3 separate regions of the Homo sapiens genome follow, and all the other regions are linked to region 1. The links are chromatin contacts, found by Hi-C in ENCODE. All regions are on one chromosome and are shown on one strand. Each heading gives the region's core, a stretch centred on a gene start or an enhancer-like site at or near the end of the contact. The rest is flanking DNA. Distances are from core to core; before and after follow the strand shown. Region 1 holds the start of NSA2 (NSA2 ribosome biogenesis factor). Region 2 holds the start of AGGF1 (angiogenic factor with G-patch and FHA domains 1). Region 3 holds the start of PTCD2 (pentatricopeptide repeat domain 2).

Evidence for each region. Hi-C counts contacts between places; a loop is a spot of excess contacts on that map. Pooled maps may share reads with other maps.
Region 2: a loop to region 1 is called in a map of CD8-positive, alpha-beta T cell, with 7 times the contacts of the local background. The contact joins the promoter of AGGF1 here to the promoter of NSA2 in region 1. A Hi-C loop is called at or near these places in 2 of 168 maps with a recorded cell type or tissue (CD8-positive, alpha-beta T cell and naive thymus-derived CD4-positive, alpha-beta T cell) and 12 of 50 pooled maps.
Region 3: a loop to region 1 is called in a pooled map, with 12 times the contacts of the local background. The contact joins the promoter of PTCD2 here to the promoter of NSA2 in region 1. A Hi-C loop is called at or near these places in 5 of 50 pooled maps.

What each region holds. Positions count from the first base shown.
Region 1 is chr5:74,765,896-74,768,595 of GRCh38, forward strand. NSA2 (NSA2 ribosome biogenesis factor) reads left to right here and starts at 1,354. Exons shown (of 6, transcript NM_014886.6): 1 at 1,354-1,468. The coding sequence starts at 1,466. It overlaps GFM2 (GTP dependent ribosome recycling factor mitochondrial 2), which reads right to left and starts at 1,222. Exons shown (of 21, transcript NM_032380.5): 1 at 1,043-1,222. RefSeq lists an enhancer at 935-1,374.
Region 2 is chr5:77,029,148-77,032,021 of GRCh38, forward strand. AGGF1 (angiogenic factor with G-patch and FHA domains 1) reads left to right here and starts at 1,257. Exons shown (of 14, transcript NM_018046.5): 1 at 1,257-1,829. The coding sequence starts at 1,620. RefSeq lists enhancers at 915-1,494, 1,134-1,483, 1,495-2,074.
Region 3 is chr5:72,319,123-72,321,822 of GRCh38, forward strand. It overlaps PTCD2 (pentatricopeptide repeat domain 2), which reads left to right and starts at 1,251. Exons shown (of 10, transcript NM_024754.5): 1 at 1,251-1,387. The coding sequence starts at 1,261. MRPS27 (mitochondrial ribosomal protein S27) reads right to left here and starts at 1,118. Exons shown (of 11, transcript NM_015084.3): 1 at 1,027-1,118. The coding sequence starts at 1,099. RefSeq lists enhancers at 169-710, 711-1,251, 850-1,179, 1,240-1,449.

The DNA of each region.
Region 1 (2,700 bases), core at 104-2,603:
GGCTGAACCTGGAGAATCGCTTGAACCCGGGAGGCAGAGGTTGCAGTGAGACGAGATGGCGCATTTGCACTCCAGCCTGTGCGACAAGATTGAAACTCCGTCTCAAAACAAAACAAAAACTGCCTCAAAGCCGGGCGCTGTGGCTCAAGCCTGTAATCCCAACACTTTGGGAGGCCGAGGCGGGTGGATCGCTCGTACCCGGGAGTTCGAGACCAGCCTGGGCAACACGGTGAAACCTCATCTCTACAAAAACTACAAAAATCAGCCAGGCTTCGTGGCGCGAGCCTGTAGCTCGCTACTTTTGAGGCTGAGGTCGGAGGATCGCTTGATCCCGGGAGGTCGAGGCTGCGGTGAGCCGAGCTCGTGCCCCTGCACTCCAGCCTGGGCGACTGGGCGAGATGCCGTCTCAAAATACCCATAAAAACAAAAACAAAAACAAAATACTGCCTCAAATACAAGCACTAAGAATTAATGAAAGTATTCTTTTGGTACAGTTCTTTTTGTTCATCAACTGAATCACGCTGCAAGCTGTGAAGTAATTAAGGGAACTTCTGCAACTGTGCAGTAAAAGGGTAAACCTGATAGTGTATTTAAGTAGACGTACTTTCTGGTAGTTAATTACTTCTTGACACTAGGGGGCCACTAAATACAAGTCCACTCAGCATTTGATTCGGTGCACCAAAATGCCTCAGAAATTTCTGGAATCAGTCCTGTACCTCCAAAAAACCAGAATGTTATCTTCTTCTTTTCTAACAGCTGCAAAGCCCCAGTAGTTCCATTTTTCTGTACACTAAGTTTTCATTCCTCAGTATCCTTCACAATCATGCACACATTACACAGAGTGACCGGAACAAAGATGAGTCGACTTCGCCGAATGATAGAGAAAAACTTCCATACTGAGCGAACACCGAGGGGAGTCCGGAGGCCCTGTTGTCCTCTTCCGTGGCTGGCTGTGTCCGTCGCAGCCTGAAAGGTCAGCGGTACCCAGCGCTGTGACAGGGTCACAGGCGCGCGATGTCTCACAGCTCGGAGCAGTACTCACCTGGCATTAGGCCGCGTGCCGCAGGCCAGCTCTCACCGCTGGGCTCTTGAAGCAGGAGGCGCGAGCCGCGCCAAAGTCTGCAACGGCCTCAAGTCTCGACGCCAGCCTAGGCAAAAGGCAATGTATCTAAACGAAAAGAAAATAGGCTTTCTCCGCTCTACCGCCTCGGGCAGCCACACCTCCACACTTCCGGCGGTGTACCGGCCAAATGCCGCCTGCCAGCAACTTCCGTCCTCCTAGCTAAAAGCGGAAAACAGAGGCTCGGAACCGCTGCGTGGTTCTTGCTCTTCACTCGGCCGTTTTAAAGGGTGACTCTTTCCTGTCCCGGCCTGCGTGGTGTGGGCTTGTGGGTCTTTGAGACCCGAAAATTGAGAGCGTTTTCGCACTCCAGCGGCTGCTCCTGGCGGCTCTGCGGCCGTCACCATGGTAAGGAGGATGCCTCGGACGCTCGCGACACACAGCGTCTGAGTTAGTGGGACCTGAGGACTCTGGGGCGCTGGGGTAGGGGGTGAGCGGTGGTAGGCGGAAATGAGAACTGCCAAGAGAAAAGGATGGTAGACCCGTGGGGTGGGCTCTGAGGAGTGGAAACAACTTCACATTCGAGACACAGACGGTATTTGCCAGAACACAAGCTTTGGAGCAAGATTTTACTCTGTCCTGTTTTCTTTTTTCTTTTTGATCCACCGCTAAGAGTCCTAAAAATTCCTGATTTCACCACAAGCGTGGTTATCAGCCCCAGAGCCTAATGGGAATATGGTTGTCCCTTGTACAGTCTTAGATGTCAGTCCCGCCCCCTTCATTTTACTGCTGAGGAAACTGAAGGCGTCCTTGCCAAAGACCAGACAGCTAATGAATTGCGAAGCCGGGCTTAACGGCCCAGATCTAACTGCCAGGTCCTTTCTCTTTGTGTTACGTCTCTATAATCTGCGTTTCTTTGCAAAATGGCATTCCATACACCCTTCATGTGATTGCTGCAAAGTTTATGTGATAGCAGTTGGTAGCAGCACACCTTGTTGGTTGTTACTTAACATTGCTCTCTGTGCTGGACTTGGCTTTGTATCATTTTTATTTTTGCAGCCTTAAAATACGAATAGACTCACGCCTGGCCGCGTGTTTAAAACGTGTCTAAAATGCAAAAAGCATCCCATACATTGCTGGTGAAAAGAAAAATAATGCACTTTTGGAAAACGGTCTGGCAGTAAACACACGTCCACATGAAGACTTGCATGCAGTTGTTTATTGCAGATTTATTCGTAATCACCCAAAACTGGGAACAACCCTGATACCTATCATCTGGTCAGCGGGTAAACAGTGGTGTATCCATACAATAGCATACTACTCAACAATAAAAAGGATTGAAGTTCCTATACCTGCAGCAAATTGGGTGAATCCCAAAAGCAAGAAACCAGATTCAAAAGGCTATGTACTACTGTTGATCCCTGTTTCATTCTGGGAAAGGCAAAACTGTAGGGATAGGTATCAAACTGAGGGTTGGGAAAGAGGATTGACTTAAAAGTTACATAGGGAATTTTAGGGGGAAATGGAAATTCTTTGTATTTTGATTGTGGTGGTTACAGAACTGTGTAGTTAGGAAAAACTTAGAACTGTATACCTAAAAAGGACAGGTTTTACTGTGTGTAAATTATGCTTCAATAAAA
Region 2 (2,874 bases), core at 7-2,506, 2.3 Mb after region 1:
AAAAGTAAAATTCTGAGCCCCTGAACTGACTGAATAGACCCATTGTTCACTACATAGAAAGCCAGTCATTGAGACAAGGAGTATTGCCAGGGAAGAAGGTTCTATTTGGGTGCTGCAGCCAAGGAGAATAGGAAATCAGTCTCAAATCCATCTCCTCAACCAACTAAAATTAGAGGTTTATATGGCAAGGGAGAAATGTGACTACATGTGAGAAAACAGGAATTAGTGAGCGGTAAGGATGAGGACTTGTTCAACAGGCAGCAGGTGGCTGGTTAGGCAATCATGATGGGTGAGGGGTATGGTGCCTCATTGTCCAGATGCAGTGATCTGGTAAGTTTCAATTCCTTGATACTATCTGGGAGGCCTCATGGTTGGTTTCCCAAGAAAGGAACTCAGATAAGAAAGATGTAACTTTCTGAAGTTTTAAGACTGGGAGGGTAAATTTCCAGGTTTATTCAAAAGAAACCATAAACATCAGTTCTATAGGACAGTTGGGCTGATTTCACACCAACCAGCATTCCTTCCTGATAAGAGACCACCAACCACAGAGAAGTTCTGGCCAATCTACCAGGGACTCACAGCGAGGGTTTTCATGTCCTCTGCTTTGCCATTTGACATCAGAGGGCTGAAAACTTCACACTGGGATCATGCTAACACCACCATTTTTTGAATATGGGTCCCATAGAGAGGCAGGAAGCTTAATTGTGCATGTGCATATTTCTCCTTTCATAAATATTCATGAATCCTCCTACAGCTCATTGAATATATTTGGCCACCCTGCTCAGCATAAATTTCTGTTCCCTTTGTCCTTCCTTCCAAGTGTCTGTTCTCAGCTTCTGACCAGAGGCTATGCTTCCAAGCCTGTCAGAAAGGCCACCCTGCAGGCTGTAACCCTTCATGAGAAATAAAGCCCTTTTCTAAATTTATTAACCTCCTCATTCTTCAGTTGACATAAGTAGAGCATCATAGTCCCCACAAATCATTTCTGGGATACTCTGTTCTTATTTGTAAAACAAGGAGATAGGAAATGCATGCTATACTAAAAGTTTGTTCAAAGAACATCCGCACGTGCAAATGTCTGAGACCAGAGGCTGCAAGCCTCCCTGTCGCTCTTAGGGCTTCGGTAGCCACATTGCCACAGCTCTCCACGCCCTCAGGTAACGCCCCTCCGCAGGCCGAGACGTCGGCACGTACACTGTCAGGTCTTCCCGCTTTCCGTCGCTTCCTGTTCCGTCTTGGTCCCGCCTGCCGCTGGCGCCGTTGTTTCCGGCTCAACTGGGGAGCTGCTGGAGCTCTTCTGGCCTCTGGTTTTCCGACTGCTTATCCGACGCTCCTCCCTCTGTCTCTGTAGCTGGAGAAGGTAGTTTCCAGGAAAGTTTTCCGGTTTGCAGGCCGCGCACATCGGGCAGGGGCCATCCTCGGTCCCCTTGCTCGTTGCTCGCAGCCCCGTTCGGCTACAAGTGAGTTTCAGGGCGTCATGGCCAGGGGCCACCGCGGCCAGCCGGGTGTGAGGCTGCCTTTCGCTGCCCGCGCGCTCCAGTGGTCTCTGGGTCCGCCGGCGTCCGTTTCGGCCTGAACGCAGCCCCTCCGCGGCGACGAGCAGTCTCGCGCCGGAGCTCATGGCCTCGGAGGCGCCGTCCCCGCCGCGGTCGCCGCCGCCGCCCACCTCCCCCGAGCCTGAGCTGGCCCAGCTAAGGCGGAAGGTGGAGAAGTTGGAACGTGAACTGCGGAGCTGCAAGCGGCAGGTGCGGGAGATCGAGAAGCTGCTGCATCACACAGAACGGCTGTACCAGAACGCAGAAAGCAACAACCAGGAGCTCCGCACGCAGGTGCGCGGTCCTCCTCAGCCCCGCGCCCCATCCAGCCCAGGCGAGGCCTTCGAAGCCCGTGATAGCCTCGGAAGGGGTCCCTGGCAGGGGCTCAGAACTACTGTAGAGTACTTAAAGTAAATAAGTAGAAGCTCAGCGCAGTTACAATTCCAAGTACCTTAGGAGCAAACCTGAGTTCAGGTTACTTGATTTAAATCAATGTCTCGCGGCTGGCGTGAATTGAACTTAAGTACTGTGGCTACATTGTCTTCATTCTCACTTGACCTAACATCCCATTGGCAGTAGGCGCATTTACTGTAGATCACATTTGAGTTTATTAAAATGCTGGACTTGAGTCAGAATCCCATCTCTGCTATTCACTGGGTGTGTGAACTTATATACCGAGTCTCAGTTCCCCATTAAATGAGAATGATAGCTCACAGTAGTAAAGGTGAAGTAAAACAAACAATTTTACAAACTTTTGAATGCTATACCTGTTTAAGGTTGCTCTTCTGGGCGTTTATCATCTTCGGCTTTCTTGTGTAAGTAGGGACGATATATAACTGCTTTTGTTGGAGACGTTAAGCAGCTTATTTCGTTTCCAAGATGGTAGGGGCAAATGTTAATACTTAAACTGTCACATTAAAAACAACCTTGGCTGGACGCGGTAGCTCACGCCTGTAATCCCAGCACTTTGGGAGGCCGAGGCGGGCAGATCACCAGGTCAGGAGTTCGAGAGCAGTCTGGCCAGCATGGTGAAATACAAAATTTAGCCGGGCGTCTCTACTAAATACAAAAATTAGCCGGGCGTGGCGGCGGGCACCTGGAATCGCAGCTAGTCGGGAGGCTGAGGCAGGAGAATTGCTTGAACCTAGGTGGTGGAGGTTGCAGTGAGCCGAGATCGTGCCACTGCACTCCAGCCAGGGCGACAGAGTGCAACTCTGTCTCAAAATAAAAACCAAAAAACCAAGAGCATAGTATTTTTTTCTACCTTGTTGGCAGGCCCTCTCTGCCAACAGATTATTTCCACATAGTAACTAGTTTCAATTTGACCGTTGTCTAGTCC
Region 3 (2,700 bases), core at 1-2,500, 2.4 Mb before region 1:
GAGTGTGATTATTGCATTTTTATCAAATATGTCTGTCTGGATTATGTGGTTAGAATCACTGCAAATTTGGCTTCTATAAATACTTTAAAACTTTTTTCCAATGTTTTCATTATCAGATCCACTATGCAGGCTTTGAGTGGGCTGCCATTTAGTTCAGATATCAAAGTATTTTACAAGTAACTAATAGCATTTATTATCTACACGTGGAAAACTATAGCAAAGAAAGGTCAATCAAAAGTTGTGCTCTAGGTCATCAGATAAAATGAGATTAATACTGAAAAATTCTTCCACGAAGACCAGGGGTCCAGCTAAATGTGTGGTGGTGGGAAAAATGTTTATCTGACGTCCCTCTAAAGAAACCTCAGATGGGAGAAAAATGTCCCAGCCCCAGGAATGGACACATTTAGGTTTTTCCTTTTTTTTTTTTTTTTTTTTTTTTGAGACAGGGTCTCGCTCTGTTGCCCAGGCTGGAGTGTAGTGGCGCGATCTCTGCTCACTGCAACCTCCGCCTCCCGAGTTCAAGCGATTATCCTGCCTCAGCCCCCCGAGTAGCTGGGATTACAGGCGCGCGCCACCAGGCCCAGATAATTTCTTTGTATTTTTTAGTAGAGATGGGGTTTCGCCCTGTTGGCCAGGCTGGTCTCGAACTCCTGGCGATCCGCCCGCCTCGCGTTCCCAAAGTGCTGGGACCACAGGCGTGGGCCACCGCGCCCGGCGCACATTTGGGTTTTTCGTGGTCAGCAAAAGCACGACCACCCCAACACATAAATCTGGCGAATCATACGCAAATTCCCTCATGCTATATAACCTTCCACTGCTCTTCGTACCTTTGGACAGGAACATACTGTTATTTTAGGGAAGGAAATGGATCAGATACCTTGTCTCCTTCTTCTGCACTACCAAACACCCCAAATGGCGTCCCTAGCAATCAGATTCCAGAAACGTTTCCTCTCCTCTTGAAAGCCCACCGCTCCCTTCACCCAAAAAACAGAATAATCAGGGGCCTAATGAAGCTGTCCGGCCAACCTGCAGGAGAGAGCTGAGGAAGAACCACTTGCCGCGCCAGGAGCATCCCGCGCCGCACTATGGAGGCAGCCATCTTGGAGCGTACCAAAAGGAACAGCCAACGGGTTACGGACAGAGGAAGGGGCGGGGTTACAGCTCGACCTCTCGGGGCGCCCAGAATTGGACGAATCCCTTTTGTCGCTCTCGACGACAGGACCGACGCTCCGCCTCCTCGCCCCGGTTCCAGTAGTTGGTATGGTCCGAGACAGTATGGCTGCTGCATTTCGGCCCTCGAATCGAGTTCTCCTGCAGGCGCTGCAGATTTTGGTGTATCCTGGGGTGGGAGGCTCCGGCTCTGTCAGCTGCCGCTGCCCTCTCGGAGGTATCCGCGGCTTTAGCCTAGGGAAGGAGGGGAGGGATGGGAGAGAAGGGAGTGTTAGATCCCAGCTAGCATCTCTGTGGAGCAGCCACAGCTCCTAAGTCACTCACTGGCCTGGAGCGCACCCTCGCCCTCTAGTTGCACGTGGGTGCAGTGGTGACCACTGGGGGTCGTGGATACCCCCAGTGCCTGCAAATCGAAGGACTGCTGGGGTATTGACCTTGGGGCTGTAGTGCTCCCTCAGATGGGGCGACGTTCGTCTTCAGGAACATCCCTCCCGCCTTGGGTGACTTTTATTTATTTATTTATTTATTTTTGAGACGAAGTCTTGCTCTGTCGCCCAAGCTGGAGTGCGGTGGCGCGATCTCGGCTCACTGCAGCCTCCGCCTCCCGGGTTCAAGCGATTCTCCTGCCTCAGCTTTCCGAGTAGTTGGGACTACAGGCGTGCGCCACCACGCCCGGGTAATTTTTTGTATTTTTAGTAGAGACGGGTTTCACTATGTTGGCCAGGCTGGTTTCGAACTCCTGACCTCGTGGTCCACCCGCCTCGGCCTCCCAAAGTGCTGGGATTATAGGAGTGAGCCACCGCGCCCGGCCTTTTTCTTTTCTGCAGAGTTTGGAAGCAGAGGTCTTATGGAGTCTCAGTTCTGCTAACAATCTAAAAGACTTAACGGCACGTTTCTTCATTTTTCAAAACTATCCTCTAACATCTCTATGAAGAGAGTTAAATCTGAAGATGCTAGTGAGTGATAGTAAAAATGTTTGTCAGGCATTACTTTAATGTAGTTTACATACATTAATTCCTTTTCTCTAGACAACACCCAGCAAGAGAAGTACCATTCTTTTCTCCATTTACAGAGGAGGAACAAGGTTAAGTAATTTGCCCAAAGTCAGAGGGAACTGTTAGAGGTGGGATTTGAACACACCCAACAATAGAAACCTGCTCCTAACCACTTCACTGGACTGCCTTTCTGTAAATAAATAGCAACTTTTATTGTTACCTTGTTACTGCAGCTCACAGAACTCTGTTAGTGCGTGATTCTTCGGCCACGCTTGGTCCGTTTTATCTCATGCACAGCCAAGGATCCTAAAGAAAGGATGATGTTTCCCAAATCTACTAAGCTGTGATCAATGATTTCCATGTATCTCAAATGTATTTTGAGTCCACATCTGAGAGGCCTTAACCCCCTCATTTCACAGAGGACAAAACTGGGAGTTCCAGTGGTCATGCTGCAGCTTTTTCCACTACACTGTGCTTCTCCCTGGATAAACCAAAACTAAATATGCCTGTTTTGCATTTAAATGTTATTAGTTTT